Regions from separate parts of the Homo sapiens genome. Here region 1 is linked to region 2. Evidence: read pairs that join two places in POLR2A ChIA-PET (ENCODE). Cell type or tissue: A673. All regions are shown on one strand. Links, peaks and the distances in the headings refer to the core of each region. The heading gives the core; the rest is flanking DNA.

What was found. ChIA-PET counts read pairs that join two places held together with the same protein. Peaks named below come from ENCODE experiments on the same cell type or tissue, not always from the same donor. Only the 100,000 strongest peaks of a DNase experiment are listed, where the experiment ranks them.
Region 1: POLR2A ChIA-PET joins it to region 2 with 5 read pairs; 2 of 35 experiments call an interaction of 5 or more read pairs at or near these places.

What each region holds. Positions count from the first base shown.
Region 1 is chr16:23,063,358-23,079,163 of GRCh38, forward strand. It overlaps USP31 (ubiquitin specific peptidase 31), which reads right to left. Exons shown (of 16, transcript NM_020718.4): 14 at 10,365-10,523; 15 at 8,688-8,840; 16 at 1-6,259. The coding sequence ends at 4,689. Among named protein-coding and RNA genes, the nearest start is that of USP31, 78 kb to the right of the region's middle. RefSeq lists an enhancer at 4,613-5,114. In A673, for the core only: no CTCF peak of the experiment used is centred there; no DNase peak of the experiment used is centred there.
Region 2 is chr16:23,116,097-23,131,902 of GRCh38, forward strand. All of the region lies in intron 1 of USP31 (ubiquitin specific peptidase 31), which reads right to left. Among named protein-coding and RNA genes, the nearest start is that of USP31, 25 kb to the right of the region's middle. In A673, for the core only: no CTCF peak of the experiment used is centred there; DNase peaks (open chromatin) are centred at 5,125 and 8,375; H3K27ac peaks cover 2,359 bases.

The sequences.
Region 1 (15,806 bases), core at 4,256-12,255, 54 kb before region 2:
TAGCTCTAAGTCTCTATAAAAGCATCTTTTAATTCTTAGCACTATTAGAAGCCACATTCTTTCCTTGTGACCAAAATAGAACCCTTGAAGATATAAAAAATTAAAATCTATAGAAAATGGCAGGTTATTTTTAGAACAAAACACTTTAGGAAAGTCTTCAGGCTAAATACAGTATGTACACCAATGATGTGTGTTCAACATATCCAATTCCACTTCTGCTTGCAAAATACTTTACAATCTCGCCAATGATCAGAAAAACAGCAGAGAAATATATGCAGAGCAAAACAAGAAATCGCATTCATGCTCTTCTACACAATGATGAGTAAGCCATATTTTGAAAATCACAAATTTAAAAATAGAGCTCCATAATTGTTGCCTTTTTTTTTTAAGACTTAACATTTCATGTCTATATGTTTTATTGTTTGCTTGCATAGGTAGTAAGAGCATGCTTTCTGAGTTATATGGAGGCCACGCACAATTGTTTTTACTTGGGGAAAAAAATGGTCATGCTCAAAATGCATCTGCAAAATACTTTGAAAGTTGATCAAAAGGCAGTGTGAGAGTGTTCATTTAAATAAAACCACTGGATTTCTCCCCAAACCATGTAGTAGAGTTTAACAATAATGTACCCTTTATGAAATGAAAGTTAAAGACAGCCTGCACAGTAACAGCTACTTTTTGTGTTCGTTTGTGATAGGTACTGGTTTGTCAGCAAAGTTTGCCTTTCTCAACTACAAATAATACAAAGTTCCACGCACCTCCAGAATACGTGTTTTATTGAAACTGTGCTTATGACTTGCATACTATTTCAAAAATCCAACCCAGAAACACTAGTTAAATCTTTGTATCCAATAATTATAATAACCTACATTGGAAACAATCACTTCGGCTGTTCAGTAATTTGTCCGAATGAAATGTAACGTCTGATGCCCCTCTATGTGAAATAAAGCACGCTTATTTCAAATAAATGAGCTTTGTTCACAGCTCTTCTCTGCTCCATTTTCCCTAAAGGCTGCCACTCTTGGTCCCTTTACATACTGTTGCTATTTTTTTCATGATAGTTATTTTAAGGGAATGACAATGTTCCCCTCAAATCCCACATCCGTCTCATACAAACATAAGATGACCCAATGTTAACGTAAAGTGACTGTGTAATGGATTTTCAACCCCTAAATAGTAGAGACAGCTCAGTCTGAAAAGGTGGATGGAAGAGTAAAATGTCTCTAAAGATGAAGGGCACTTTTGGTTTCCAGAAGGAACAGACTTGCTCAAGAGAACCACAAGCCTTAGCCGATTTGACCGGAATCCACGTGATCTCTTTTCCCAGGAGAACTGTCACTCCATTTAGGACACCATCACATCCCTTGCTTGATGGGCTGTGCTCCCAGGGCTCCTCAGCTACAGCAAATCCCTGAAGCTTTCAGTTTTGCCTCTGTGCTCAAAGAAGGCCCTCCATAAACGTTTGCAGAATGAATGATGAAAACAAGATTGCAAAAGCGTGTCAGGCAGCCTCACAGATAATTACAGTATTTTAGCACACCACAAATACTCCCACATCCGTTCCCACTGGTCCAGCATATTATTACTTACTTTCAGTTCAGCTGCTTTCAGGACGAGAAAATACAAAACGGATGGGAAATGGTCTAAGATGACTGGAGCCTAACGGTTTGAGTTTCCACATTATCTAAGGGATTACCAAGGCAAGATGTAGGGCTGTCTTAAGGAATGATACGGCCTCAGTGCAATGGATGTTTACAAGAAATCAAGAATAAAACTTTAAAAAGCAAACAAACATTACAGATACAACATTACTGTTGGTGATTATTTTGTGCCTACCAGGAGATGACTGCTCTAATCAGGCCCATCTAGATGTCAACGAGAAACCCAGGCCTATCATCCCTAGCAGATAATTTTTAACCCCAAAGCACATACACGCTCATTGTGCTAAATATTGCTGGGAAAATTAAAAAAAAAAAAAAAAAGAAAAGAAAGAAAGAAACCAACACCAAGTCCCCAACCCTACCAATGAACTAAATTGAATCAAGTAACTACTTTCCCACAAGATACTTCCCACCTCAAGGAGCACCTCCAAACTTTCGGGCCAAATAACCTTTCCTGTGGCCTAAAGTTGTACCTAGTAGTTGGAGATAATGAAATTTTCACTGTTTACCAACTATGGAAATAAAATAGCTTCATGATGTCTAGACAATGCCATGATACTTCCTGATTTTTTCTATTAAACCTGAAACAAGGACTAAACTCCATGACATACAGTTTATAGACACTGACATTTTATTCCAGATCCCATGGAAAACCAAAGGGATTTGTAGAAACGTTTTTCCTTTTTTTTTTTAAGTCACTAGACATCGTGGAAAATCCATTCCTAGATAACTCAAGAATAAAAATATTTACCACTGTGAAAATTAAACTAGTTTCTATTAATGCTTGACTACAGCAAAAAAGAAGTGTTATTAAAAACCTTTGTCTAATCAAACTATAATTGTTTCAGAGATTCAGATAGGAGACTTCAAATGAGATCTACCTATTAAACAAAAATGAGAGGTTTGAGTTAGACATTCAATTCCTGATATAGATGATCTCTTATTTGGTGCATCTTTTTCAGGAGATAAAAGCGATACAGAAAAACGAGAGCGGTGGCTACACACTGATGGGGCTGTGATGTGCTGGGCTGAACGCAATGACAGCATCGAAGGCAGCCAGTTGCCGCAGATGTACTGAGCAGATGAGAGTGGTACTGCTTTGAGAACCCACCAAAATCTGAACAGTAAAACCAGGACAGCGAGTGAAGAAGTGAGTACAGGGCTGAGTGCAATGGACAACAGGCTCACAGTCAATGAATCACATGGAGCACTGTGGTAACTTTCACAAGGCTAAATGTCTAAATCTTAAATACTGCCAAGGGTCTAAAATTCCAGCTACCCTCAACAGTAAGTGGTCTCCAGACTTGCAAGTTACCGGCTAATGCGCAAATTAGCAGCAAAATAAAGTTAAGTAACGTACTAAAAACTTTTCCCAAGAGATATTCTTGGGGGGAAAAAAGAAAAAAAAAGTAGTGCAGAATTCACAGCTATGCATGCATATGTGTTGTAGTTAATTCACACACAGCAATACTGAAAAGGGAGGTTATATATGGATCTGTGCACCAAGGGTTCAAGAAGAACTTGAAGAGTCTGACGAAAAACGCTAATATTTAAAAGCACATAAACTTAGCATGCTGTATTTACTGGCAAAGTGACAAATGCTATTCAGAGAGAATCAAGACCTTCACTCTCTTGACATTTAAAAAAAAAAGAAAAGCTAAAAATTGAGCAGGAAAGTATTGCCAGGAGACCTTGAAAAAGCTTGCAAAACTATATACTTTGCTTATCTGTGAGGTTTTTTTTGGTGAGGTTCTCCTTTGTAAGAAATGCAATTTGCACTGACACGGCCAGATGGAACACACTCCAAAACCTGCTTGTGAGTTCTGGGCATGAGATGAAATCTTAAGAACAAAGAAGAAATAATAAATGAGTTACTGAAAGGCAGCCCTAACAGAGACTGACAGACAGGATCTGAAGTGCATATGTAACACTTGATCACACAACGCTTCAACATACCACCATTGGCTTTTGGCAGAAGGCAACTTCTTTCCTCTCCAAGCTACAAGATGAGGGAACATGAGCCCACAGACACAGGGCATCGTGGAGCTTCCCACCTCTAACGGAAAAATGCAACACCTGACAAGGAAAATGATGTCCAGTCTTTCACCCAGTTTAGAATCTAGAAGTTTTTTCCAGGAATCTGTCAAAGGTGTTAACTGCTCTACTACAGTGCAAAATTCCAAGAGCCTTAGCTAGTAATTTCAGAAGGAAAAAAAATTAAACGAGTGACTGGCTTTCTGGCTATCCAATCTGCCACTTCCTAGGACCTATCCCAAGAGTCAAGACAGGTTTTGGTGCACATGTCACCACAGATAGGAAGGTGGTGAAAGGCTTCATTTCTACCTCGAAAATGTCTATCTGTGGCAGTAGGAGAAATGACACAGTCACCCACATGGCACCTTCCTCTTTAATCCATTTACTGGTGTGCAACCATCCTAGACTAGCTGAGTATATACCTGAGAAACATTAGTGTTAAAATATTGCCCTTTACAAAGACTGGTAGATGGGGCGAAAGTGCAGAAAGCAAGAGTTTTTCCCTCGATTTGTTTCGTTGTTAGAGTCACAGTTTTTAGAGCTCCTGGTGCCACCCACAATCCACAGTAAGGACAAGTCCTGCTCAGAAGAAACACGAGTCAGCTCCTTCCTCCTTCTACGCACTAATGGTAGCTTTTCTGGTTCACAGGTTTCAAAACCCTCATATCCAAAGAAAGTCATTAGAGTTCTCTAGAAAGAAATATGTACAATTGCTAAAGGGACCGTCCTGGGTATCGTCTACAATTATTCCAGTTAGCTTGGTGTCAATGTTTTGCCTATGGCTGTTATTTGGTTCAATGGCAGAATAAGGCGACGCTTTGAACAATTTGCAATTGAATTAGACACACACACGCATACACTCACACACACACACACAGTCGGGCACGTGACTCAAAAAAGTACAAAACAAAAGCACAGGAGGCTTTGGTGGGAGGGCAGGGGTTCTAAATAAATAAACATCTTTACAGATAAAACACTTTGATTGCAGAAATATCACTGAGGTTTTTGAGAAGGCCGTGCAGAGGTTTGCATGCTAGAAGATAACTTTTTTGAGGATTTCTCTGCAGACTGCCTGCCACCCGGAGACGAGGGAACTCCAGAGTCTAGTTGGGAAGACTTGGATTTGCGAGCGGACAGCAGGGAATGTTTGGCAGAAGCAGGGTCCTTGGTGACAAGCTGCTCTTTTCCCGTTGTATTTGCATTTGGCTGCTGGGAAGCTGGAGGCTGGTGGCCTCTCTCTGCCTCGTCGTCCCCGGTGTTCTTACAGACAGACTTAACAGAGCTCCCACCAGCCTTTTTAGAGAGCAAGGCTGTCTTGCCAAGATCCGTCGAGCGCCGGGTTTCCTTCTGTCTCAAGGCTGATTTGAAGAAGGACAGCCCCTTGTCCTCAGACTTGCTGTCCCTCTTCAAACCAGACTTGATGCTTGTGCTGGGGGAGCGCAGGCTGGCCATGGAGGAGCTCCGCACGTGCTTCCCGGCCCCCCTGCCCTCCCCTGCTCGGGCCTGGCTCACCCGAGGGGAATTGGGTTTGGAGGTGGAGGTGGCGCTGGCTCTGTCAGAACCCAAGCTTTGTCTGGAGCCCTCTCTACTCAAGCTGTGGTCTGAAGTCCTGCTCTTCCCAGGTGGGAAAGGGCTCCTTGTGGCAGGGCCCGAGGCCTTTTTGGCAGATGTGGAGGAAGCAGTGTAGGTGAGGGCCGAGGCTGACTTCTGCTTCTGTGGCGAAGGAGATGACACGGAGTCCTGAGATTTCGGGGATGACTCCTTTTTGGGTTGGGCAGGGGCAGGGGATGAATGCCGTCCACTGCCCCTGGAAGAAGAATCTGCTTTGCTGCGGGAGCGGGAGGGCTTTAGAGAGACTTTTACAGGAAGAGGAGAAGAAGGGGATGTACTTGAAAGGGATGACTCCTGGCTTGCCAAGGCTGGTCTCCCCTTCCGCAAGCTTTTCTCTGGCTCAGAAGTGCCTTTGGAACTGGGGGATCTCTTAGTTGTGCTCTCTGGTTTCTTTGCGAGTGAGCCTGGGTGGCTGGGGGCTTTCACCTCTTTGACTGGAGAGCTGTCTACGGAGTCGCTCTGATCCACATAAGCGATCTGATTATTGTTATCAAATGGACCAGAGAGCGGGGGCAGGCGGTCCCCTTGTGCTGAATGTTTGCTCTGTGTATCTACGACACTGGAGTTCAATCTGCGGGTGTCCGATTCGTCTTTGAACACGCCTTCCATGACAGCCAGAGGGGCCCGGCCCACAGCCTTGTGCTCACGGCGACTATGACTGTCGCTTGGTTCCTGGTAACTGCTAGAAAGGTTCCGCAAGCTACCAAAGCAAGAGATGGAGACCTTGTCATCTGCTGCCTCCCCAATCTTCTCCAAGGTGGAAGCAGAGCTGTGAATTGGCGAATCCCCTGAAAATCGGGATGGAGAATTGGAGCGCATCTGCAGCTTAGCAGACAGGGACCATGAAGGTCTCATGCAATTTTCATTGACGGCCAAGGGGCTGGTGACAGAAGATCTGGATGACAAACTCTGACGCTGGACACTTCTCACAAATGGTCGAGTTGAAAAGCCTCCTGAACACAGTAAAGAGAATACTGTTAAGTTAAGCCAATGAAGACATTCTAACAACACTGTAAGACACTGAAGGTGAAACGAAGGTAAGCCTCATGGGATGAAAGGAGCATGACCTTCAGAGCCAGCCCATCTGGGATCAAGGAGTCCCTGTGTGGCTTTGACTTTTCTGAGCCCAGTTTCCTTATGTATAAAATAGGGACATTCTAACTCAGGATCATTCTAACACAGCAAACTTCTATTCGCCTCCTTGCCCTACATCAGGGCTCGGTATAACTTTTCCTGTGAAGGCCTAGACAGCAGATGTTAGGCTTTGCAGGCCAAACATTCAACTCTGTCACTGCTGCATGAAAGCAGCCACAGGTGACACGTAAGAAAACGTGTCTGACTGCGTTCCAAAAATGTTTACAAAGAAAGGCAGTGGGCTGTATTTGGCCTATGGGGCTACAGTTTGCTGACCTCTGGTCTAACTCACAGGGCAAGTGTGACGATTAAATACAACCTTACAAGTCCTGTGCCCAACAGAGCACCTGGCATTCCATAGATGCTGTGAGGTATTGACCCAGCTTCATTACCTTCCTGAAGGTGATCTGGGGCTCACAGAAATGAAGTCCTTGACCAAGATTACACAACTCATTAAAGGAAGAGCTAATACCAGAACCCAGAACCCCTTCCCGCACCACTCAATTCCACATGTAAGCTGGCCTGTCATTGTTGACTACAGATGTGGATCAACGCAAAGAGCTAAAAAGACTTGGATATCATATACTCCTAAATCCAGTAACTTAAAACTTCCAAAAAAATATTCATAATCAGAGGCCAGGCGTGGTGGCTCATGCCTGTAATCCCAGCACTTTGGGAGGCTGAGGTGGGCAGATCACGATGTCAGGAGATCGAGACCATTCTGGCTAACATGGTGAAACCCCGTCTCTACTAAAAATACAAAAAAATTAGCCAGGTGTGGTGGCAGGTGCCTGTAGTCCCAGCTGCTGGGGAGGCTGAGGCAGGAGAATGGCGTGAACCTGGTAGGCGGAGCTTGCAGTGAGCCGAGATCGCGCCACTACACTCCAGCCGGGAGACAGAGACAGACTCCGTTTAAAAAAAAAAAAAAATACTCATAATCAGAACCACATACTCCTATTTGGTGTGGCTCAAAACGTCCTAAGAAAATATTCTAAATTAAATTTTCTACACAATGATACTACAGTTGTGATATTTACAAAATTCTGTCTTTATAGAGCCTAAGAAACAGGCTCTATTCTGTGGGCACCACCCAGCACCATTATACAATGATGATGCTTAAAAGGATACTGATTTCACCAACTGCACTGCTTAAAAATAGACTGAGGCAAACCTTATTGAGGCTTATCGTTAAAATGACAGTGAATTCTAAGTTTAAAGGCAGTACTGAAAATAACCTCTGCCTAAACAAGCAAAGGTTCACCAGTCAGTTTTCCATAAGATGTGAGGAGCCGGAAGGAGCTTAGGAATTGCAGTCCAATGTTTTTATTTTACAAATAAAGAGGAAGAGGCAACAAGCCAGAAGAGGTGGCAGAGCTAGAGCTATGGTGCAGCTCTCTTCACCTGGCATTCTTCTTCCAGCCTATTGCAATTTTAACTCAATTTCATTTTCTCAGAATTATCCATCACCACTAGAAGCAGATTACAGTGATCGAAATGCTGGCTGCAGACTGAGACTTGTTGGCAGATTGAGTCACTATGCTCATTATAGAAGCTGCACTCACTCCTTCCAGCTCCCAGTACTGTGGCTGCCCGGTCCTTCCCACACCACCTGGGTCCCTGTCGAAACTAAGGTCTATCCTGCCATTACCCAAGCAGAAAGTGAAAGTTTAAAAAGAAAAAAAAAAAAAAAGAGTTCAATTTTTATCGGACTTTTTACTATCTCTATGCAAAGGCAACAACAGCTTTTGTTTTAGATGCTTCTGTACTAAAAAGAACATTCCACAGCTTCCTCCCTGGGGAGCAGCATGTTGGAAGGTGAGGCTCTCCTGGGGCCAAGAGAGCCAGGGGCCTCCATGCCAAGCCTGGAGCCGACTCCCCACCACGTGGCCTGGGCAAAGCACAATCTCTCTGAGCCTCTTCCAGCTATCCTGCTTTTTAAAACACTTTGGGAAAAAAAAAAAAAAGTATACATTGGTATATAAAGCTCCAGCCTCCACAAGAGACCTTACAAGTGGAAAATAATGAAGTGGAAGGAGAAAGTACTGGGACACAGGAAAAGCAAATGACTCTGTTAATACAAAATGCTTTTTAGGATCATAACTCACAGCTACACAGCTCCACTCCCTGTAGCTCCCTTTGGGTTCTCCTACCATCTCCTTGGGACTTAGCTCCTAGGAAAAACACGAGGGACTCTGCTGTGTCTGTGAGTTACCATTCTGGAAATTTGTCACCAAAACCCACACCCACCATCATCTTCACTCCTTTCTCCAGTCATCTCCACGGACTCAGAGAGCGACGCCAGGGAGGTGCGTCTGGAGGAAGCTGCAGAGGTCACGCTGGCTGGCTTGCTGCCCGGGAGCCGGCTCACCCAGTGTTCACACAGGGAAGAACTTGTGGAGCCTGCAGAGAAGAAAACAGGCATAGAGGTCAGGCTGGGGTCCCTCGGCCAGCCCTGAGCCACACACACCCTCATGAAGGTGTTACGAGCTGAGCTGGGGGGCGTTGATGTCCTCACCCCGAGGTCAGCATCAATTCCCAGACCCTGTGTCATGTCGTGCCTGTCCGAATATCCCCAGTTAAGATGAAAAGATGTAAGGCAGACTTCCTGACGCATGAAATTTGTAGTAATAAAATGCAAGGATAGGGATGAATACTTTATAATGTAAGTCTGAGTCTAAAGAATTGGCAAGAGAATGGAATAGACAAGCACTCATACATTCATTCTACAAATATTTATGAAGCATCTACATGCCAGGCACTGTTCTAAGCAATTGCAGTAATATTTCTTACACAAAGAGAAGAGAGGATGCGGCAGTATACTCTTTTTCTCTCAGCCTGTTTTAAGGAAATTTGTCACCATTTTCATAATATTAATAATACACACACACAGCTATATGTCAATCTGCCCTGTCTGTTCCAGGGACGCCCTTAAATATTTATTAGGGCAAGAGAAATTGCTCTTGAAACAGAGTACATGAAGCAGCATGACTGTCTCAAGTAGACCTCAAGAAGGTGTCATTTCTGAGCACATCTGAGACTGGTGGAAGAGCACTGGAGTTCCCGCTGTGTTAACTGAGTGAGTGGCTGTACACTGGGTGGGCTTGGCCCCCAGCAGGGCGTCATTCTGCTTGAGAGATGCCTTGTTTTCACTGCTTTGAACTCACCCCCTGCAAGCTTCAAGAGAAGCAAGGATTCATAGCCCCTAACCTGATTGCACATCACCACATTCCAATCCTCTGTCACGCTCTCTTGAAGTCAAACTCTGCATTCAGAAACGTGTGTCCACTTGTTTGGATTATGTGTGGCTGCATTCATATTGTGTGTGGGTACTGGTCCCTGCATTTATTAAACACAACAGGCTGGATGTCATCCGGCTAAACCCAAGCCACCTAATATTATCACAGCCATCAATCCTTCTCCTAACAGAATAGTCCAATCTTCTCACTGGAAAAGCAGACTATTTCTAATGGTCCTTTACCCTTTACAAAATGTTTTAACACACATTTATCTAACTGGATGCTTACGATGACCCCATGAGGTAGGCATTATTATTACACCTGTATTATAGATGATTGCTATGTGGCCCAGATGGGACAGGCTCCAGGATAACCCCAGGACAGCGGGTAGTATGCCACGCTGCTTTTCAGCTCACCCATGCATTTATCCACAAGAACACATCATGAGCTTTCTTTGCGCCAGGTCCAACCCACTGTCCCCAGTGAACTCCACTGGGCCACAGGTGCTGTCACATTCCTCCCCAACTTCCTTGACTGCAGTCATTTTAGTTTCCAGATTAAATGGAAACGTAAGGATTCATCTGATCAAACTGACAGAGTCATGAGAGCCTCCAGAGAGGTCCTCTAGACCATTCATTACAATCTTTTGCTCTGGAAAAAACTGCCCAAGAACAAGAGTGGACCTCACCTGCCACCGAGCTGTTGGCTGACCATGACGGGATGGCTGTCCGCCTCTGGTAGAAGAGGATGTATGCTGTCTGCGTGCAGACCTCATCTTCTGACAGCTGCTGCACATCGCTGTCATCGAAGCAGTACCAGAGGCCGTCCACAGAGTTCTTACAGTACGCTGCCAAAGAGAGCCCGCCATCAGCACCAGGGGAGGCTGCACCAGCCACTTCATGCGACCCACAGACACCATCTCTTTGGCTCATCTAATTAACTCAAGAACGTTTTAAGGCTGCGTATAGCAACACAGAAAGAGATTAAAAAAAAATTCTAAATTCTGTATCACACTCGAGCAAAATATCTTGAGAAATTCCAAACCATTCCAAGTAGATGCAGTTCCAGTTCATCTTAGAAAACACATACTTATTTAAACCAATGGGTCTCAACCAGGGAACTGTGTCTGTGGCGGGGGGAGTGGGATTTGGCAATGAATGGAGATGTTTTTGATTGTCACAACTCAAGGGAGAGGTGCTACTGGCATCTAGTGGGTAGAGGCCACGGATGCTGCTAAACATTCTATAATGCACAGGACAGCCCCCTGCAAGACAAAACTGTCCGACCAAAATGGTGCCAGGGTGAAGAAACCCTGAGTTCAGTGTGTTGCAACATTTTAGTGTCTATTAGAAATAGCAAATAATATGAATAGAAATAACAATATAATGATATGATAGCAGATAAATATAATATGTAACACTTATTATGTGCCAAGCATCTCATTTAATCCTCAGATTTGTTCTCTTATTACTCCCAATTTCCAGAGGTTGAAAAAGATTAATCTGCTTGCCCAAGGTCGTGCAGCTGGTGAAAGGCAGGAGCCCAGCTCATTTCAGGCTTATCAAGTCCTTGGCTTGCACTTGAAGCCCTATCCTGCCCTGCTTCCCTCAGGGAGGAGCACAAACCAGGCTCCATGGAAGTTCCCTGGCAGACTGAGAACACATGAGCTCATGAACGCAGGAGGACTTCTTTCAGTCCAAATTCTAAGCCTGAGCTAGAAATAAAGAACATTCAAGTAGCAGCAAAAACAGACGAAAACTTAAGAGTTCACAAACCCAGTCATCCTGCAAGGATATATCAAAGGGTGTTATAAGCTTGATCCAGAAAAGTACATTATGATCACATTTTCTAAAAATATGCATTTATTTGGGGTGAGAATAAACGAGTGCTAGAATATTTAGCTGAATGCTGGAACAGACTCAGGATGGCCCCAGGGATGGGGCAGATAAGGTCCTGAGAGGCACCAGGAGTGACTCCTTCAATGGGCCATAACCATTTCCGCAAGTATGGAGACTTAAGGGATAAAAGAGACGCGGGTGAGAAAGGGCTACACCAGACAAGTCCCCCAAAATGAGAGCAGAATAAGGACCTATGAACGGAGGCAGGGAAGTTATTTGCAGCTGAGAACTTGCCGGAACCAGAAGGGAAAGAACTTAAAATGTAAGCAGCAAATGGAGCTCTAAGGAAACAGCAATTGGCCAGTGGCGTCAGGTCAGGCTTGATGCACACATGACCCAGCTGGGGAGTAGCTGCTCTTCTGGAGTGGTGAGTGGGAGCAGAGCTGTGAGGGACATGCCCAAGAGAAGGAGACAGAACAGCCTTGCCTCCTTTCAGCCTGCTCCTCTTCAGAATGGCCTCTTCTCAGTCACAGTGTGGAAACTGAGACAGCACAGCAAACTCATTAATTACAAAATAATTCTACTTGCTTTTCTTCCTAGAACTACTTTCTGAAGTATTCTCTAGGCCAGTGCTACTAGAATTATGGCTCACGGACTGACACGAGCCCACACGAGAGAAGCACCAAAAAGGAGAAAAGCATTTAAAAAACTTTTATAGCAATCTGATACTGCCGTGATATTTTTATTGTATTCTTACAAATGCACTAGTTGATAAAGGATTGGAAATTTTAAAGTAGAAAAAACCAAGTTCTTCATCACAGATGGTGTGAGAGGCACTGTTCTAGAATCCTTACACAATCGATTATATCATTATACCATCGATTATAGCTAGAAACAGTGCAAAATAAAGATTACATCAAAATAAACATTCCAGGCCGGCCATGGTGGCTTATGCCTACAATCCCAACACTTTGTGAGGCTGAGGCAGAGGACTGCTTGAGATATGGAGTTCGAGACCAGTCTGGACAACATAGTATAGGCCCTGACTCTACAAAAAAATTTAAAAATTAGGCAAGTGTGGTGGCGCACACCTGTAGTCCCAGCTACTTGGGAAGCTGAGGTAGGAGGATCTTGAGCCCGGGAGGCTGGGGCTGCAGTGAGCCACGATCACACACTGCACTCCAGCCTGGGTGACAAAGTGAGACCCTGTCTCAAAACATAAAATAAACATTCCAAATGAAAACTTAAAAATGGGGATGAGGGGTGAGAGAGCATCAGGAAGAATAGCTTAATGCATGCTGGGCTTAATACCTAGGTGATGGGATGATCTGTGCGGCAAACCATCATGGCACATGTTTACCTAAGTAACCAACCTGCACATCCTGAACACGTACACCTGAACTTAAAAGTTGATGTTAAAAAAAAAAAAAAAAGAAAAAACTTAAAAACAGAGTATCTTTCATTCAACAATGCGAAGAATATTTAAAATGTTCTCTAAACTAAGACTCTAAACATCTCATATACTAGAAAAGTGGTGGTAGGGTCTCAGCATGAGAAAGGGGAAATAATACAGAAAACATCTGAGCACATCCTGGGTAATGGGTTCCTTGAGGTCAGCATGACCTCTTCCTGGCTCACTAACATGGTAGCCAAATTAGTGAACAGCTACCTGCCCCAGGACACAGAGCTAGAAAGATGTGTCTGGCTTCTAACCCAAGCTCCTTCCACCAAACTGTACTGCCTCTAAGGTAGTTGGAGGTTTCCAGGCATTTTCCAAGATCTATTCTATATATAAAGAGCAACACGATGCTAAAGTCTAGCCCTGTCTTATTCTTCCCAACAATTTCTTCCCAGAAACTATGTAACAAGCCAGTCCATATTTTCTTGAGAAATAGTGTTATAAATGGAAAACACATTCTTTACCAAAGCTGAGCTGGTGAACGCCAATCAAGGATGCTGGCAAAGGTGTTACAACACCGGGTGAGTTGTGAAGTTAAATGACCTCCACATCCCTTTCCATTCTACCAGTCCACAAGTATAGAATTCCATCACTCAGTACCAAAGAACACAGACATGACTGGTAATGCCACAAAAGCAAAAATCCAACAAGACACAATATTTGTATACATGGCCCCCATAAAATAGAAACCTAAAATATGTAAGATACCAAATATACTATTATCATCATTGAAATATGGTTTAAACCAAAGTACAAGGCAAAATATATCTAAACATTTAATTCACATTAACTTTTGTCTTCTATGAAGTGAGAGCATCTTTCAAACTTCTCTAGCTTCTTTCTCTCCTTGAAAGCGCTTCCTACAGCAGGCAGAGGCAATCCAAGCCATTCCATCACAAGATGCGCTCAAAGTTGGGATCATTCCTCTCACAAACAATTGCTGCCTGCAGCATTTAAATATTTAAAGAACTTCAGGCAGTAAAATGAGTTTGAAAAAAAGAAAAATATCTATTTAAAGAACTTGAACTAAAAGGGTTTCAAGAATAAAAGATTATTGTGTCCAGTAATCTTCCCCAACCCCGGCCCTCCTGGAAGGGAACAGAGCAGACTGAAACAGTGAGTATGAAAGGTAGCAAGGCCAACGGACTCCTCTGCCTTGGCTGATGGGGAGGGAGGTTCACGGCTAAATACTAGAGAAAAGAGTCCCAGAGATTTAATAGTACCCAGGATTGGCCAGACCCCACCCCTCCTCCATCTCTCCCTACCTTTATAAATCAATGGTCAGCACTAGCACTCGGGGTCTTGTTGCAGAAACCACTGAATTAATAAAGAAAGTCCCTGAGAAGTATACATATATAACACACTGAGTGTGAAGGATGCAGAAATCCAAATCCTAGACACTCACACGGATAATCAAATTAATCACATCAACCCTCACATCAACGAATAAAGCCCTGAAATCTGCCTGGCTCCCAAAAGGCTCAAGCAGGCCCTTAGCCCAATGATTCCATTTCCAAGACTCAATCTCAAGGAAATACAGAATTAAAATTCAAAAAAAGTGAAAGAGCATAAAGATATTCAACAATGTTACACGAAAAGTTAAAAACCAGAAACAATATAGATGTTCAGCAATGGGGAAGGGTTAGATAACATTAGAGATCTATCAACAGAACATTCTGTGGTCATTAAAAAGTATTTATAGGCCGGGCGCAGTGGCTCATGCCTGTAATCCCAGCACTTTGGGAGGCCAAGGAGGGCAGATCACCAGGTCAGGAGATCGAGACCATCCTGGCCAACATGGTGAAACCCCGTCTCTATTAAAAATACAAAAATTAGCTGGGTGTGGTGGTGTGTGCCTGTAGTCCCAGCTACTCGGGAGGCTGAGGCAGGAGAATTGCTTGAACCCGGGAGGCGGAGGTTACAGTGAGCCTAGATCACGCCACCACACTCCAGCCTGGTGAGAGAGCGAGACTCCGTCGCAAAAAAAAAAAAAAAAAAAAAGTATTTATAAAAAATTAAGTGTCCACATCAAGCTACTTCTGTTACAATACTAGGCGTGAAGATGAGGATGCAGAAGGCATGCGCCACTCACCCCTCACTGTGCTGCTGTGCTTCTGAATTTGTGACCTGTCTATCCACCCCACTCTAGCCCATGAGGTGAGGCGGCAGGCTCCTTTCCCCGACAGCTGACCCTCCCCCTCCAGCACGCTCTGGCCACTCTCTCCTCTGGCTCTGATCTCTGCCCACTGCTCACACCTCCACCACAGAACCCATGATGTGGGACTCCTTTTTAAACCATATCTGTACCCACATCTCCCTCTACTTGATTACACTCTCAGAAGACAGAGGCTGGGGACCTACTGATCTCTGCTGTGATAGAGCCCAGGGCAAGCAGGATGTGAGGGGCTCAATAAATGTTCACTTGAACAACAACAACAAAATGCCAGTAAAATCCCAACAGTGGAAAATAATGGCAAAAACTTAAGAGAAAAACACGTCAAGTATATACTACATACCAAAATATTACCTACATACAGTGGAACATTACTCAGCCCTAAAGAGGCAGGAAATTCTGATACCTGCCACAACATGGATGAACCTTACAGACATTATGCTACATGAAATAACCAGTCACAAAAGAACAAATATTGAATGATTCCATTTAAAAGAGGTACCAAGAGTAGTCAAATTCACAGAGACAGAAAGTATGGTGCTTGTCATGGCTGAAGGGAGAGAAAATGGGAATTAGTGTTTATTAGGTACAGAGTTTAAGTCTGGGAAGATTAAAAAACTTGTAGAGATGGATAGTGATAATGGTTGCACAACAATGTGA
Region 2 (15,806 bases), core at 5,070-13,069:
TTTGGGAAGAAGGGTAGCTTGCAAGACTCATCAAACCCAATCATTGCCCACTTTCTTTGATTCTATGCCAGAAGAAACACAAAATTTGTTTCCAGTGATCATGGACAAAAACAAAAACAAACAAACAAAAAAAACAGAAGAACTCAGGAAGACAATAGTATTTACATTTTTAGAAAAAGAAATAGATGAAATGCAAACAGCTGGGTGGTATCTAAAAGTGAAATCTGGTTTATGGGCTGCTGCTGGAAATAAAATAATAAGCACTTGTCTTGAGAAAAGTTTCATCTTTTGAATTTTACTTTCAGGACGCCTACTAAGTTGATGAAGAATAATTAGCTAAAACATAAGGGATAAAATTTGTACAAATAGATGAACACTGTAAAAACAGATACGACTCATGAAAAAATGGTAATATAGTGTCCATGCAATAGTATGACATACTAGGACACAGAATAAATAGGGCCTTCTGTGCCCTTCATCCATTCTTCCTCCTTATCTTCTCCTCTGAGGGGAGAGGAGACAAATAAGACTGAGAGGCCCCTAATATTTGCTGGCTGGGGCAAAAGGCCCTTGAAAGGGACCCTAAGGCCTCTAGGCTTTCATATGTACTTCCCCTAGGGCTGGAATGCCCTCCACCACACCCTTCAAACCACTCTCCCTCCTCAGAAAGATAAGCAGGGGACCCTGGTGGGAGAGGAGAAAGAAATGAGGCACAGGGAAAGGGGGCTTCCATCCAGGATGGAAAGACAACCTGATGAGGACAGGAGCAAATGCCACACACATTCCTTGGACTCTGTTCACATTTGGCCACAGAGAAAAGCATGTTATTCCTGGTACAGGTTGAGTATCCCTTATGCAAAATGCTCAGAACCAAAGGTATTTCAGAGTTCATATTTTTTTCGATTTCTAATTATTTGTGTTATACTTACCAGCTGAGTATCCCAAATTTGAAAATTCAAAATCCAAAATGCTCCAATGAGCATTTCTTTTGAGCATAATGTAAGTACTCAGAAAGTTTCAAATTTTGGAGCATTTCAGATTTCAGATTGTCAGATTTAGGATACTCAACCTGTACAGAGCTCCTGATCCTTCCAGGCACAAGGGCCAAGCATAGGATAACTCAAGTATAGGTGTCCATCATATCCATGTTCTCAGGATCCAAACTCAGGAACCAAACAGATTTGCATAGCAAAGAATATCTGCACTGCTATAAGATTAGTGTCAGATTTTAAGCAAATTCATATGTACCACAAAGAGCTGGTGGCAAGGATTCATTGCTGAATAACGACTAGTAAAGTATGCATTCCTCACCCAAAAGAAAAGGCTGTAATAAAGGGGTTGAATAATGGTTACTGCATTTCAAGAAATTATAACTGACTCGTGAAACCACAAAACTAAGGGTTAAAGTATGGTCAAGAGCCAGGATAAAAGGGAGAAATAGTGAAAGGAATATCCTATAAGTGGATTCAGCCAGACAAACAAGGAGCAAAAGTTGTCCCAACAGATTATACAAGTAGCAAGAGAAGACTCCAAGTAAGTACTTACACAATGGTAAAAACTTTCTGCTAGAAACTATGCAGTAGAAAAAGAAAGACTGGATTATGAATACCAGGGTTCAAGTTCTCATTCTACTACGTTTGATTTTTTTCCTTTTCTTTTTTTTTTTGTTGTTGTTGTTGTTCAGATGGAGTCTCTCTCTGTTCTTGTTGTTGTTGAGATGGAGTCTCTCTCTGCCCAGGATGGAGCGCAGTAGTGCAATCTCAGCTCACTGCAACCTCCGCCTCCCGGGTTCAAGCAATTCTTCTGCCTCAGCCTCCAAGTAGCTGGGACTACAGGTGCACGCCACCACGTCCTGCTAATTTTTGTATTTTTAGTAGAGATGGGGTTTCACCATGTTGGCCAGGCTGGTCTCAAACTCCTGACTTCAAGTGATCCTCCCATTTCAGCCTCTCAAAGTGCTGGGATTACAGGTGTCAGTCACTGCACCCGAACTTTCTACCATTTTTTACTTAACATGTGCTTCTCTGAGCCTCAGTCATCTTTTCTGCAAAATGGGAATGGTGATAGGAATGCTTTTCTAAAAGGATTACTGTAAGGCTTTAATGAGATCATAAAAGCATTTTGTAAAGTCTAAAACTCTGTACAGATGCTATTATGTTAGTTTTGAAAAATAGAATAAAAAAAGAAAAGAATCACCCTATGATACTACATAATCCTTAAAAATGCCAAAGATAAAGAAAACGAGAAAATATCTAAAGCATTAGTTCTCAATCCTGGCTGCACATTAGAATTGCCTGGGGAAAGTTAAAAATAAAAACCATGTCCTGGCAGCAGCCCACTGCTAATTTTTTTTTCAAGTGTGACTTATTTTTAATGACTATTTCTAATGTGAAGCCAAGTCTGAGAACGAACACAGCCACACTGGAAAAGCTCCGGAGTTTCACTTCCAAAAGCACCAAAACTTATGGGAGGCTCCTTTGTCATAAGTGCATTATATGACTTCTTACATTACGTTTTATTCATATCTCTAGGACATACCATCTCACATGTATCACTAGACAGTGAACAGGAATAATGTCTTACTCAATATTACTTCCCCAATACCTAGCAAATACAGTGCTTGGTGCAAAGGGTAACAATAACAGTTAATACTTATTGAGTGCTTATACTGTATCAGGCATTACGCTTATTGCTTATAGATGTTATTTTCTATAAAATTCACCCTTAATGGCTGGGTGCAGTGGCTCATGCCTGTAATCCCAGCTACTCTACAGGCTGAGGCAGGAGGATCGCTTGAACCCAGGAGGCGGAGGTTGCAGTCAACTGAGATCGCACCACTGCACTCCAGCCTGGGTGACACTGCAAGGCTCTGTCTCAAAAAAATAATAAAATAAAATAAATAAATTCACCCTTAGGAAATTCCCTATGCTGTATTCTTATTTATAGATGAAAAAACTTAGCCTCAGAGAAAGAAAGTAACTTTTCAAAGTTATCACTCTTCTTTTTTTCTTTTTTTTTTTTTGAGACAGTCTCGCTTTGTCCCCCAGGCTGGAGTGCAGTGGCACAATCTCAGCTCACTGCGACCTCCGCCTCCCGAGTTCAAGCGATTCTTCTGCCTCAGCCTCCCAAGCAGCTGGGATTACAGGCGCATATCACCATGCCCAGCTAATTTTTGTATTTTTTGTAGAGATGGGTTTCACCATGTTGGCCAGGCTGGTCTCAAACTCCTGACCTCAAGTGAGCCGCCTGCCTCAGCCTCCCACGGTGCTGGGATTATAGGCATGAGCCACCGTGCCCGGCCAATTACCACTATTGTTCAACCTCAGCTGATTAAAAAAGCTTTAAAATATTTTTGCCCATAATCCTTCTTCAACAAAGTACCTTAAAATGATTTGTCCCCATATAGGACTCAGCATCATACAGGGCTCAGGTTCTTCATTCTAAATGTCAATTCTCAGTTAGACATAAAGCACGACTGAGCTACAGCTGCACCAACCTTGAGGCTTCAGGGAATTTATCTGCTCTTAAATAACTCCTTGTTTAGCAGTTTTTGTTTTGTTGCAATTTGTATTTCTTCCTATGACTGAAATATGGCCCAGAAACAAAAATGCCGTTTATCTAATTGGCATGTTATTTGAGAAATAAGGAGGAATGCAGATGATGTAGAAAGATCAAGTTGCAGCATGTGAAGAACTATGTCCTGCCCAAGTGTCCCAGGATGCTAGAGAAAGCAAACACACCAGAGACAAAGATCTGGCTTTAGGGAACTCCATCTGTCTTTCATCAGTAATGTAAAGGGGGTGTTCTTCACCTTAAATGCTCAAGCTGCTCTTCTGGTGGAGATTAATTCCACCAATAGTCCATCCTTCCCCGCACAACTTAAGTGGCCAAGACTTGCTGACTCCAAGTTTAGAGTCAGCTCAGGTCACCAAAATGTATTTAACTACCCAATCAACTAACTCAAGTAACTCAAATGTATCTTCTTTTTGGACTCTTTCTCATTTTTCCAACACAATCTACAATTCAAAACTATAGTAAAACAAACCCTTTTTTTAAGGAGGAAGGGGGGAAATTTTGACTTACAATCAACACAAAAAAGCAAACGTCCAGTCCCAATGCAAGTTGGTCATCATACAGGAAGAATGATAATCTGAAAGAGTTAAAGTTAAAACTGAAAAGCCATCTAAATATCTAATAAATTATTATATATTCCTGTCATGAAACATTACAAATGGTTGAGGGTTTAAAAAGCATCAAGTTGTACACTTTAAATATACACAATTTTTATATGTCAATGATATCTCAGGCTGTTTAAAAACAAGAGACAGACCTATGGAGCTTTAAACGAAAGTTTTCCATTTATAGTAACTCTAAACCCAAAGCCCAAACCAACCTCTGGATCTTAACCACTGGGGAAAGAGACAGCAGCCAGCATCAAAGAAAAATTAGAGAGAGAAAAAGAATGTATCCCTACAGCTACATCCAGCGGCCTTTTCAGGCCATCCTGGCTTGCCAGGTGGTGGGAGATGAATGCTTAAACCTAGGAAGAGAAAAAAAGAATGGCAGTGGCAGCTTTCTGAGCAAGTAAAAGAAGGTAGAGGAGGAACATACAGACATACGAACTCAGCACAATGACCCTGCCCACAGCACAAGAGCCAATCAATGTTCTTCGCTGAGTGGTGCTCCTCTCCGAAGTGGAAGTAAAGTGACCTATACATCCCAGGAGGCAGAATAAGGTGGGAAAGGCAAGGACTAGAGGAAAAATGAGATAAGGCCTTGAACTACCCCTAAGCCAAAGATCCATATATTTCTTCTATAAACACACACAGATTATATATACACACACAAGAGGCAAAATCCTCTTGATTTTGAATACACTGACATTTTATTATAAGAGACCTAAAATGTTTTTAACTGAACAGCCGATTTTATAAGGAGATCCAAAATATTCTGGAAATAACCTTGCATTGACTCACTATTCTGCTATTGCATTTTTATAACTGCAATATCACTTAGTAGTAACTAAGGGAGATTATTCATAAGCAGATCCAGCAAGTTTCACTATAAATTATGCATTCACATCGCCATAAACCCAGAGTACTCCCAGTAAATTTTAACTGCCTGAGACGCTTGCAAGTCACAGACCTGCTGTGGCACTCTACACAGCCAACCCTATGGATACTTGACAGGCAAGCCAGGCTGACTCTTAGGCCTCCAATCAATCACAGCCTCCGCCCATTCTTTCAATCCTGGACACAAGAATCAGATCTCCTAAAAACCAACACAGACACCTCCAGCTCATCCTGGCTCCAGTCTTCTCCTAGCAAAGTACAATTTAGAACCTTCCCAGCCTAGGCCTGGCCTGGCCCGGCCCAATCTTTACCAATTCTAGTCAGTTCAGGCCTTGGTCATCTGCCTGTCTTATGTGGATGCTAAATGGATGAGTGTGTGAATATACAGACAGCAAACAAAGAGAAGAGTGTGAAATCAAAATACGGCAATTCCCTAGTATCAAAATGTTACTATCATATAGTAACTTCAAAGAATAGATCAAGCTGTTCTCCCTCACTACTAACCAAAGAAATGCAAATTAAAACAATGAAATGCTATTTTCTACTTAACAACTTAAAGATTTCTTTTTTAATTACAACAGTGGGGTACCACACATTCTTAACAATGCTAGTGGTAAAATCCTTCTGTAAATAAGGTAATAATATGATTTAAGAGCCTTTGAAATAGGTAACTACTGAAAGGAATTTCCTCGTTTTATATAGCCTCAAGAAATAATGAAAAGTGAAAGATTTATGTACAAAATACATTCATTACAACCAGAAGCCATCTACATGTCCAAAAATAGGTTACAGTACCTTCATATAATGATCTGAGAAGTCTTTATGACGAAAATTACTCATAAGACAATACAAAATAAAGATCACATGATGAAAATCTGGATATATGGTTTGATATCAATTATGTTATGCACACACAGGGGAGGGGAAGGCAAGTAAGTCAATTTTATTATTTCAACTTGCATATATTTTCCATGTTTTCTACAAAACTTTAGACACTACTCTTACAGAAATAGATGTTATCTAATATCAAATTTTAGCAAAAGAACCCAGACACAAAAGAATATATACTTATTGCAAACCAAAACCACAATGAGATACCACTTCACGCCTACTCAAATGGCTATAATGAAAAAGACAGACGTTAACAAGTGTTGATGAGGATATGGAAAAACTGGAACCCTCACACAGTGCTCGTGGGAATAAAATGGTATAGCAATGTTGGAAAAGTGCCTGACGGCTCCTCAAACAATTAAACACAGTTACCATATGACCCAGCAATTCCATCTCTAAAATATACCCGAGGAACAAAAACATATCTCCACATAAAAATCTGTATGTGAATGTTCACAGCAGCATTATTTATAATAGCCAAAGTAGAAACAACTCAAATGTCCATCAGCAGATGAATAAACAAAATGTGAAATATTCATATAATAGAATATTTTGCAGCTATAAAAAGAAATGTAGTACGATATATACTACAACATGATTAATCTTGAAAATACCATGCTAAGTGAAAGAAGCCAGATGCAAAAGGCCACATATATGATTCCTTTTATCTGAAATACCCAGACTAGATAGAGACACAATGTAGCTTAGTGTTCATGTAGGGCTGGAATATTCCAGGGAAATAGGGAGTGACTGCTAATGAGTATGGGGTTTTTGGGGGGGATAATTAAAAATGTTCTAAAATTGACTGTGATAAATGTTTGCACAACTCCAAGAATATAATCGAACTGTACACTAAATGGATGAATTAAATCGTAGGTTAACTGTATTTCAATAAAGCTGTTTTTAAAACAATATATACTTATTTCACTCATAATAAAGTCCAACAACAGACAAAACTAATCCATGGTGGTAGAAGACAGTCTATGTTTAATCAATGGTGTTAGAAGACGATCTAATGGATGGTGTTAGAAGACAGTCTAACATTCCAGAAAGGGTACCTTCTGGAGTGTTAGAGATGTCCTATTTCTTGATCTGGGTGACAAATTATCACTTTAGGATAATACATCAAGCTGTACACTAACGCCATATATATTTTTCTGTATGTATGGCATACTTCGTTCAAAAAGTTGACATTAGGCTGGGCGCGGCAGCTCACGCCTGTAATCCTCGGACTCTGGGAGGCCGAGGTGGATGGATCACCTGAGGTCAGGAGTTCGAGACCAGCCTGGCCAACATGGTGAAACCCTGTCTCTACTAAAAATACAAAAATCAGCCAGGCGTGTTGGTGCCCGCCTGTAATTCCAGCTACTCATGAGGCTGAAGCAGGAGAATCACTTGAACCTGGGAGGTGGAGGATGCAGTGAGCCGAGATCATGCCACTGCACACCAGCCTGGACAACAGAACAAGGCTGCATCTCAAATAAATAAATAAATAAATAAAATAAAAAATAAGAAAGTTGACATTAAAAAGGAAAAACACTAAAGTTTCTTAATTTAGTCAGATGCTCAGACTCTAACTCAGTTTAGTTAAGTCTTATTTAGAGCCGATTCTATTTATCTAGTTACTTAACTAAAAAGCAGATTAGAAACTGCAAAATAGTCGGGCATGGTGTCTCATGCCTGTAATCCCAACACTTTGGGAGGCCAAGGCAGAAAGATCACTTGTGGCCAAGAGTTTGAGACCAGCCCAGGCAACAAAGAGAGACCTGGTTTCTACCAAAAATTTAAAAATTAGCCAGGCATGGTGGCGCACACCTGTGGTCCCAGCTACCAGAGAGCTGAGGTGAGAAGATTACTTGAGCCTGGGAGATAAAGGCTACAGTGAGCCATGATCACACCACTGCACTCCAGCCTGGGAGACAGAGTGAGATTCTATCTCAAAAAAAAAAAGAAGAAAAGTACAGGAGGAAGTAGGAGGTACAGGATCCCAGAAATAGGATAAAGCAAGAGAAAACTAGCATGAAGATGGTAGGGAGCAATGAAAGGAAATATCATAGCAGAAATAAGAATTCGAACAATATAGCAATCCAGAACCACTCAATAGGGCCTATGTAGTCCCACTAGCCCCAAAAGAAACCTCCACATTACCTAAAAGGAGATCAATCAATGATGTTCATAACAACCCTAAGTCACCAAGGAACAACTGAGTATGTCTAGGATTCTCACCCTGGCAAAGAGTACAAAATAATATGATCAAGCCATCTAATCAAAAGAAAAGGTTAAAATTGTAAGGATCTGATGTTCAAATAAGTAGTTACCTCAGAAGTCACTTACGTAAAAGACTCATTCCCCAAAACGCCAGGCACATGGATTATCACTGTGTTATTCAACGACGATACAATGGCACAGAATGTATCATACTGAGAAGTGAGTGCCCTCTCCGGGACATACTCGTCAGTGAGTCATCCAGCACTAGAACACTGGAGATATAAATAAATACCACCTCTTCTAAAACAGTCTGAAATTCAAGTGGTCATAACCTAGAGCATCATGGCCGGGCATGGTGGCTCATGCCTGTAACCCCAGCATGAGGCTGAGATGGGTGGATCACCGAAGGTCAGGAGTTCAAGACCAGCCTAGCCAACATGGTGAAACCCCATCTCTGCTAAAAATACAAAAATTAGCCAGGTGTGGTGGTGGGTGCCCGTAAGCCCAGCTACTTGGGAGGCTGAGGCAGGAGAATTGCTTGAACCCGGGAGGTGGAGGTTGCAATGAGCTGAGATCATGCCACTGCACTCCAGCCTGGGTGACAGAACGAGACTCTGTCTCACAAAAATAAGAAAATAAAAAAAACCCTAGAGTATCTACGCATCAAAGGCAAGCTATAAAACAATCAGACTTGCAAAGCTAGACCCAGTGAAAGTGTAGAGGTGGAACGTACTTCTCATCAGCACTTAACTATGGTGATATTTTGCAAGATCCTTTCCACACCTCTCTCCTACCAGCATCCCTTTCTTATGTCCCAGACCTGCTGTCACAGGCTGGGTTGGTTGGTGTGTTGGTTGGTTGTTCTTGCTAAAATGTTTTCACCACTCAGGTGTAAAGGAGTCAATGGTTGTTAAACACCACGATCTGTGAGGATGGTATTACTATGTGGCAATGAAAAGGAAAATATGGAAACTGAGGCTCAGTGACCTGCCCAAGATCTCAGCTGCACTAGGAGTCTCACTACATTCAAAACTCATAGGCTCACAGATTTTCAAAAGGAAAAGAGTAGCCTCTGACCCTGGATGCCCTCCACCTCCCTCAGCAATACCCTCTGAAGCTTGACAGAATCCGGGAAGGGGTGGGGGCAGCTACAACAGCTTAACCAGCTGCCTGACATCACAATAGAGCCTGAAGGGTAACTAACCCCTTCCTCCAGCTGGATATAAAATAAAAAGCAGCCAATACTCCTTTCTTTCCCATCTGAAGGGAAATGAAGCTACTCTCCTTTCTTCCTGTCACTATTAAAATTGTGAAATCATTAACTAGTAGATATTTTCCACGAGCTGTTGCTTTTAAAGGAGTTTGTCCTTTTCCTTAGCTACCCTAGTTTATTATAACTTTCATGACACAAAGACTCTAAAATGAGGAAGATTTACCAAGTTGTCACTGTACTGTTATAAAGGAACTCTTATTTTTAGAAGATTAAAGAACTTTCCAACTTAATGTATCTGTGTAATTACTGGGAGCAACTCTGGTCAGGGAATAAGTTCTTACTATTATTCTTCTCCAGCTACAGAGAGCCATAACCTTCAAATAAAGAAAGCGTTGAATTTCCTTCTCTAGAGTTTGGAAACAGCCTTTCTCTGCTCCCATCATTGCTCAAAGTAAAGTAAATAGAGAAGTTAATTCCCTGCTCATTCATTTGCTCATGAATATGCACACAAGGGTCACGACTAGTTACTATGGGGGTTAAAGGGAATCATAGCAGCCATACACAGTGCCTCATGCCTATAATCTCAGCACTTTGGGAGGCCGAGACGTGAGGATCACTTGAGGCCAGGAATTCAAGACCAGCCTAGGCAATATACCAAGAATCTGTCTCTACAAGAAAAAAAAAAAGTTTTAATTAGCTGAGAGTGGTGGCAGGCACCTGTTGTCCCAGCTACCACAGAGGCTGAGGTGGGAGGATTGCTTGAGCCCAAGTTTGAGGCTGCAGTAAGCTGTGATCGCACCACTGAACTCTAACCTGGGTACAGAGCGACCCTGTCTCTTTAAAAAAAAAAAAAAAAAAAAAAGGCTGGGCGTAGTGGCTCACGCCTGTAATCCCAGCACTTTGGGAGGCTGAGGCGGGTGGATCACAAGGTCAGGAGATGGAGACCATCCTGGCTAACATGGTGAAACCTCGTCTCTACTTAAAAAAAAAAAAAAAATTAGCTGGGCATGGTGGCGGGCGCCTATAATCCCAGCTACTTGGGAGGCTGAGGCAGGAGAATGGTGTGAACCCGGGAGGTGGGGCTTGCAGTGAACCAAGATCACACCACCGCACTCCAGCCTGGGCAACAGAGCAAGACTCTGTCTCAAAAAAAAAAAAAAGAAATAAAAAAGGGACTCAGAGAAGTAAAGGTCTACACAGAAATACCTCTGTCTCCAACTATAAAACAGAAATTGTAACACATGCATCTACCTTACAACATTATAAGGAGCAAATAAAATAATCCACTGTGCAGGGCATGTGATAAGCACTCATACGTTAGCGACACGAAGAAAAGCAAGAGGAGAAAATTATCCATAGTGTGCTACCATTTATCTAAATAAGAGAGAACATGAATACACACCCATATATGAATACACACATATATTAATATATACCTATACATACTGCCTTATATTTAAACAATGAAAGAATAAATCATAAAATTTAGGGAGAAAGGCAATAGAGTGGAAGGATCAGAGACAGAGCTAGATTTCTGAATAGATCTTGTTTTGCAGATTTGACTTCAGCCATATATTGTATTTTTTAATATAATTATGATGCAACAAAATCAAATTTAGGATAGGAACCAATCTATCAAAATCAAAAGCAAAAAAAGAAACAAATTGACTAGTGTGGTGGCTCACTCCTGTAATCCCAGCACCTTGGGAGGCCAAGGCAGGATGATTGCTTGAGCCCAGGAGTTCGAGACCAGCCTGGGCAACATAGTGAAACAGTATCTCTACAAAAAATAAAAAACTAGCTGGGCATGGTGGTGAGCACCTGTGGTCCCAGCTACTCCAGGGACTGAGGATCACTTGAGCCTGGGAGGTAGGCTTGCAGTGAGCTATGATCGCATCACTGAACTCCACCCTGGGCGACAGAGCAATATTCTATCTCAAAGAAAAAAAAGAAAACCTCATTTTAAAAAAGATTAAAAAAGAAACAACTGATTTTTTTTTGAGATGGAGTCTCACTCTGTCGTCCAGGCTGGAGTGTAGTGGCACGATCTCAGCTCACTGCAACCTCTGCCGCCTGGGTTCAAGTGATTCTCCTGCCTCAGCCTCCCAAGTAGCTGGGATTACAGGCACCTACCTACCACTGCGCCTGGCTAATTTTTGTAGTTTTTTTTTTTTTTTTTTGTAGAGACGGGGTTTCACCATCTTGGCCAGGCTGGTCTTGAACTCCTGACCTCGTGATCCACCCGCCTCGGCCTCCCAAAGTGCTGGGATTACAGGCGTGAGCCAACGCGCCTGGCCGAAACAACTAATATTAACTATATATCCAGTGATGACAAAACCACATAGAGAACTATTCCAAGTAACTTTAAAACACAGTAATTTGTACCATACGGTCCTAGTAGAATATATGCTATGGACAAAAAAACTACCAAATAAGTCTTAAGCCATTTTCAAATACTAACATTGTTGGTGGCAGTACTGGGATTATTATTCTGAGACTTAGGAGCATACTGTGGGATAAGGCAAATGAGAATTTACGCTGGTGTTACAAGTAGGATTTTCAGCATGGGAGGAACAAGCCACAGATACAAGACCAATGAGGGTCAATAAAACCCCGAAGCCCTGTATTGGAATAATCAATGTGAATTCATGATTTAGCTTTAAAAGAAATCACTCCTTTCTTAGAAACCATGTGCATCCCTCATGCCTCAACTGTGGTCTCTCAGTACCGCTGTACCAAAGGAACCTGATTCCAGTATCTGGAAATGACTAATTCCAGATCTGGTGCAAGAAATGATGAGCCTGGAACATCTTAAGATCCTTGCATTCTCGTTTGACATGCCAGGCTACTAGTACAGTCTCAAAACGACTTGAGAGTCGACTTGTCCCACTGGACAAAAATGGGACAATTTTGAGCATCAATAAGGTTAAAAACTATAACTGACTGAATACATCAAATATGCTTAAACCCATGAGCTCATAAGGTTATAAAAATTCACTAAACACAACTGGAAATCAAGTAATTATTTTGAAAACTGAAAAATAAAGGAGGGGGAAAAATCAAGCTTTTATCTAGCCTTTCTTCTGAAAAATTTACTTCAGGGAAACCAAATAACTGGACAAGAGTCTCTGTAGAAGTGTTCCAGCTAACAAGTAAAAAAGGAATGTTAGAATTATAATTTCACCACTTTCAACCCTTAATAAATTAACGGGTCAGGGAACAACTACCAGTGATTCTTGGCACCACAAGAGATAAAACCAAACAGTGCAGGCTTTCTGATGGAAGTTTATAACACCACGACAGAAAGTTTTGCCAAAAAGAGGAGAAAAAAACCTCAAACTTGAGTCTCTAAACCTCTAGCTCTAACTACCATTTTACAGGAAATACATGGACAGAGGAACATCTTAATTGAAGCTACTGGAATATAATACAAAAAATCAAGACTATGAAGTTTCCGTTGCCAGTCCATGATGAGATTATAGAAATTGAGAGTAAGCATTTAGAAGTATTTACAAATTAAACCATAACTTTATGTCTTCTGAATTTAACAATTTTTTAATGGGGCTGGTCTTACATATGCCTTTTTTATGTCACTTTTCTATTAATTCATTTGTATTGTATTTTACAAACAGCCCACAATAGATTGGAAATTTTAAAAATTAGTCCTAAACCACAAATAATTTGAAGAGCTCTGCTCTACTAGACAAACACGCATTCAACAAATAAACTGCCAGAGGAAAAATAAAATAAATGAGAGAGAGAGGTTGTGAGCGACAACAGATGTATCAATCCATTGAAATTTTGGAAACTTATTTGGATCCTTACATAAAGTGTAGGAAATATATATGCACAGTTGTACACATATATGTGTACATATATATGTGTGTGACAGAAACAATATCAGAGAAATATGAACACTAATTAAGGAATATTAGTTTTCCTTAGGCAGACAATGGCATTATCATTTTTCTAAAGCATCCTTATCTTTTAGAGATATATACTTAAATATTTATGGGTGAAATACATTTGGAAGCTGCTTCAAAAGTTTGGGGAGAATAAAGGCAAAGGTTATACAGATGAAATAAGATTGTCCACAAATTGGTAGTTGTTGAAGCTGGGTGACAGGGAAATGCAGGTTCATCGTACTGCTCTCCCCTCTTAGTTATATATAGTTGAAATGTTCACAAAGAAAGGTTTTCTGAACATTTGGCTATTATTACTATTATTTAAACATAACTAAGTGAGAAGTGTACAAGTACTTTAACATGGTTCCATGTAAAATGTTATCTGCTTTCAAAGGAGGAAGCCATAACGTCCAACTACAGGGGTTAGGGGAACTTTAATGTAAGAGTAATTTCTAAAACTAGTAAAGTGGGGATGTACTCTGGACCCAGGAAGGAGAAAACAGAAAAAGCACTACAAGTGGGAGGGTATAGGGCACAAACAATAGCCAGCAAAGTAGTCAGGGGACTGTGAAATAATAATGCTAACAGATTTCTCTATACCAGGCACCATATTAGGCACTTTACATACATTTCTCACCTATTCCTGATTATCAGTCCTATGAAGAATGCATCACTTGCCTCAGGTCTCAGAATCTGAACCAAAGTCTCTGATGCTACAGCTCTTTCCCTGTGTTCCTCTGCCTTTCCGGGACAGGGGGGAAGATAAGATTTCATCATGAGAAAGCTTAAATACCAAGCTAAGAAATTTACATGGTACTTTCTGTATAAAAAAGCAATGGCAATTTTTGAAAAGGAAAACATGTAATTTCAAGTAAACTTTAATAAGATTCATCTGGCAGCAACCAAAACTATCAATTAGGCCAGGCGTGGTGGCTCACGCCCATAATCCCAGCATTTTGGGAGGCCAAGATGGGAGTATCACTTGAGGCCAGGAGTTCGAGCCCAGCCTGGTCAACAAAGTGACACCCCCCCCCCAACTAATATTTTTTAATATAATAAAATTTTAAAAAAGAAAAACTACCAATTAGAAAGGACAGAGTTTAGCAACAGCGGAGGGGCTAGAAGGCTACTGCAATTGTGTGACTGAGACATAATGAGGGCCGGAACTACAGGAGTTGGAATTATGTGCAAAGACAAATGCTTTCTCTCAAAGCAATCCCCTCTCCCTGCTGAAAGACTCCCCTAGGGAGTCTTCCACCACCAACTCTAGACACACTACAGTTTGTCAGCCCAGAAATTACATGATATCCTAGGTTTCCAGAATGACACGTAAACATAAAATCCTAGGTGTGGTCTGACAGGAACAGCACTATCACCCACCACCCCAGATCAAGATACTTCTTTGAAGGTAGCATAAAAACCTTAAACATTTTTGGCAGATACATCAGCGTAAGTCACGTGCTAGTAACACACCCAGGTCCTTTCACATAGGTGCTATGGGGTAGTTAGTTCATTTTTGGATCCAAATGCAAGATGCAGGATTCTATTCCATTTTAGCTGTTAATTTTAATTAAAGATCTTAACGGACCTGCATTCTCTAACTTGGAGTATACGCTATACCCGTCAAGACATTTAGAAATTCAGCTGGGCGCTGTGGCTCACACTTGTAATCCCAGCACTTTAGAAGGCCAAGGTGTGAGGATCACTCAAGGCCAGTAATTTGAGACCAGTCTGGGCAACATACCCCATCTCACAAAAAAATACAAAAATTATCCAGGCATGGTAGTGTGCACCTGCAGTTCTAGCTATTCGGGAGGATGAGGCAAGAGGATCTCAAGCCCTGCAATTCAAGGCTGCAGTGAGCTATGATCATGCCACTGCACTCCAGGCTGGGCGACAGAGCAAGACTGTCTAAAAATAGTAACAAATTAAAGTTGTATTTTATTTTAGTTTTGTAGACACAGGATCTTGTTATGCTGCCCTGGCGGTCTTGAACTCCTGGGCTCAAGCAATCCTCCACCCTCAGCCTCCCAAAGTGCTGGGATTACTGTCATAAGCCACCATGCCCAGCCAAATTTTTGTAGAAGACATTTACAAATTCAATTAATATACCTAGGTTAGGTCCTCATCCAACTCACAGGCAAAAATGTTGTTGGGGACAGGATCAAACACAGAAACCTGTTGTGTCACTAGAGTACCAAAGGACTGAAATGAGCAAGCAGTAAAATGAGTGTAGCAATGAATGGGAGGGCATTTGATGCTGAAGAACTCTAATGAACCATAAAAGGCACATGGAACCTGCCATCATCAGCTTGCTTTTCTCTCTGGGCTTGTGTACATGAATTCACTTTGTAAATGATATGGCCCTACACAAATAAGCGGCATTTCCATCACTGTGATTATTATTGTTTCTTAAATCTCCTGACAATCAGATGGCTCTCTGCCTTGCTCTTCAAGATCAAAAGAATACCAAGAATTAAAGCCAAAACATATACTGAGCTAGTGATGTGTTTACAA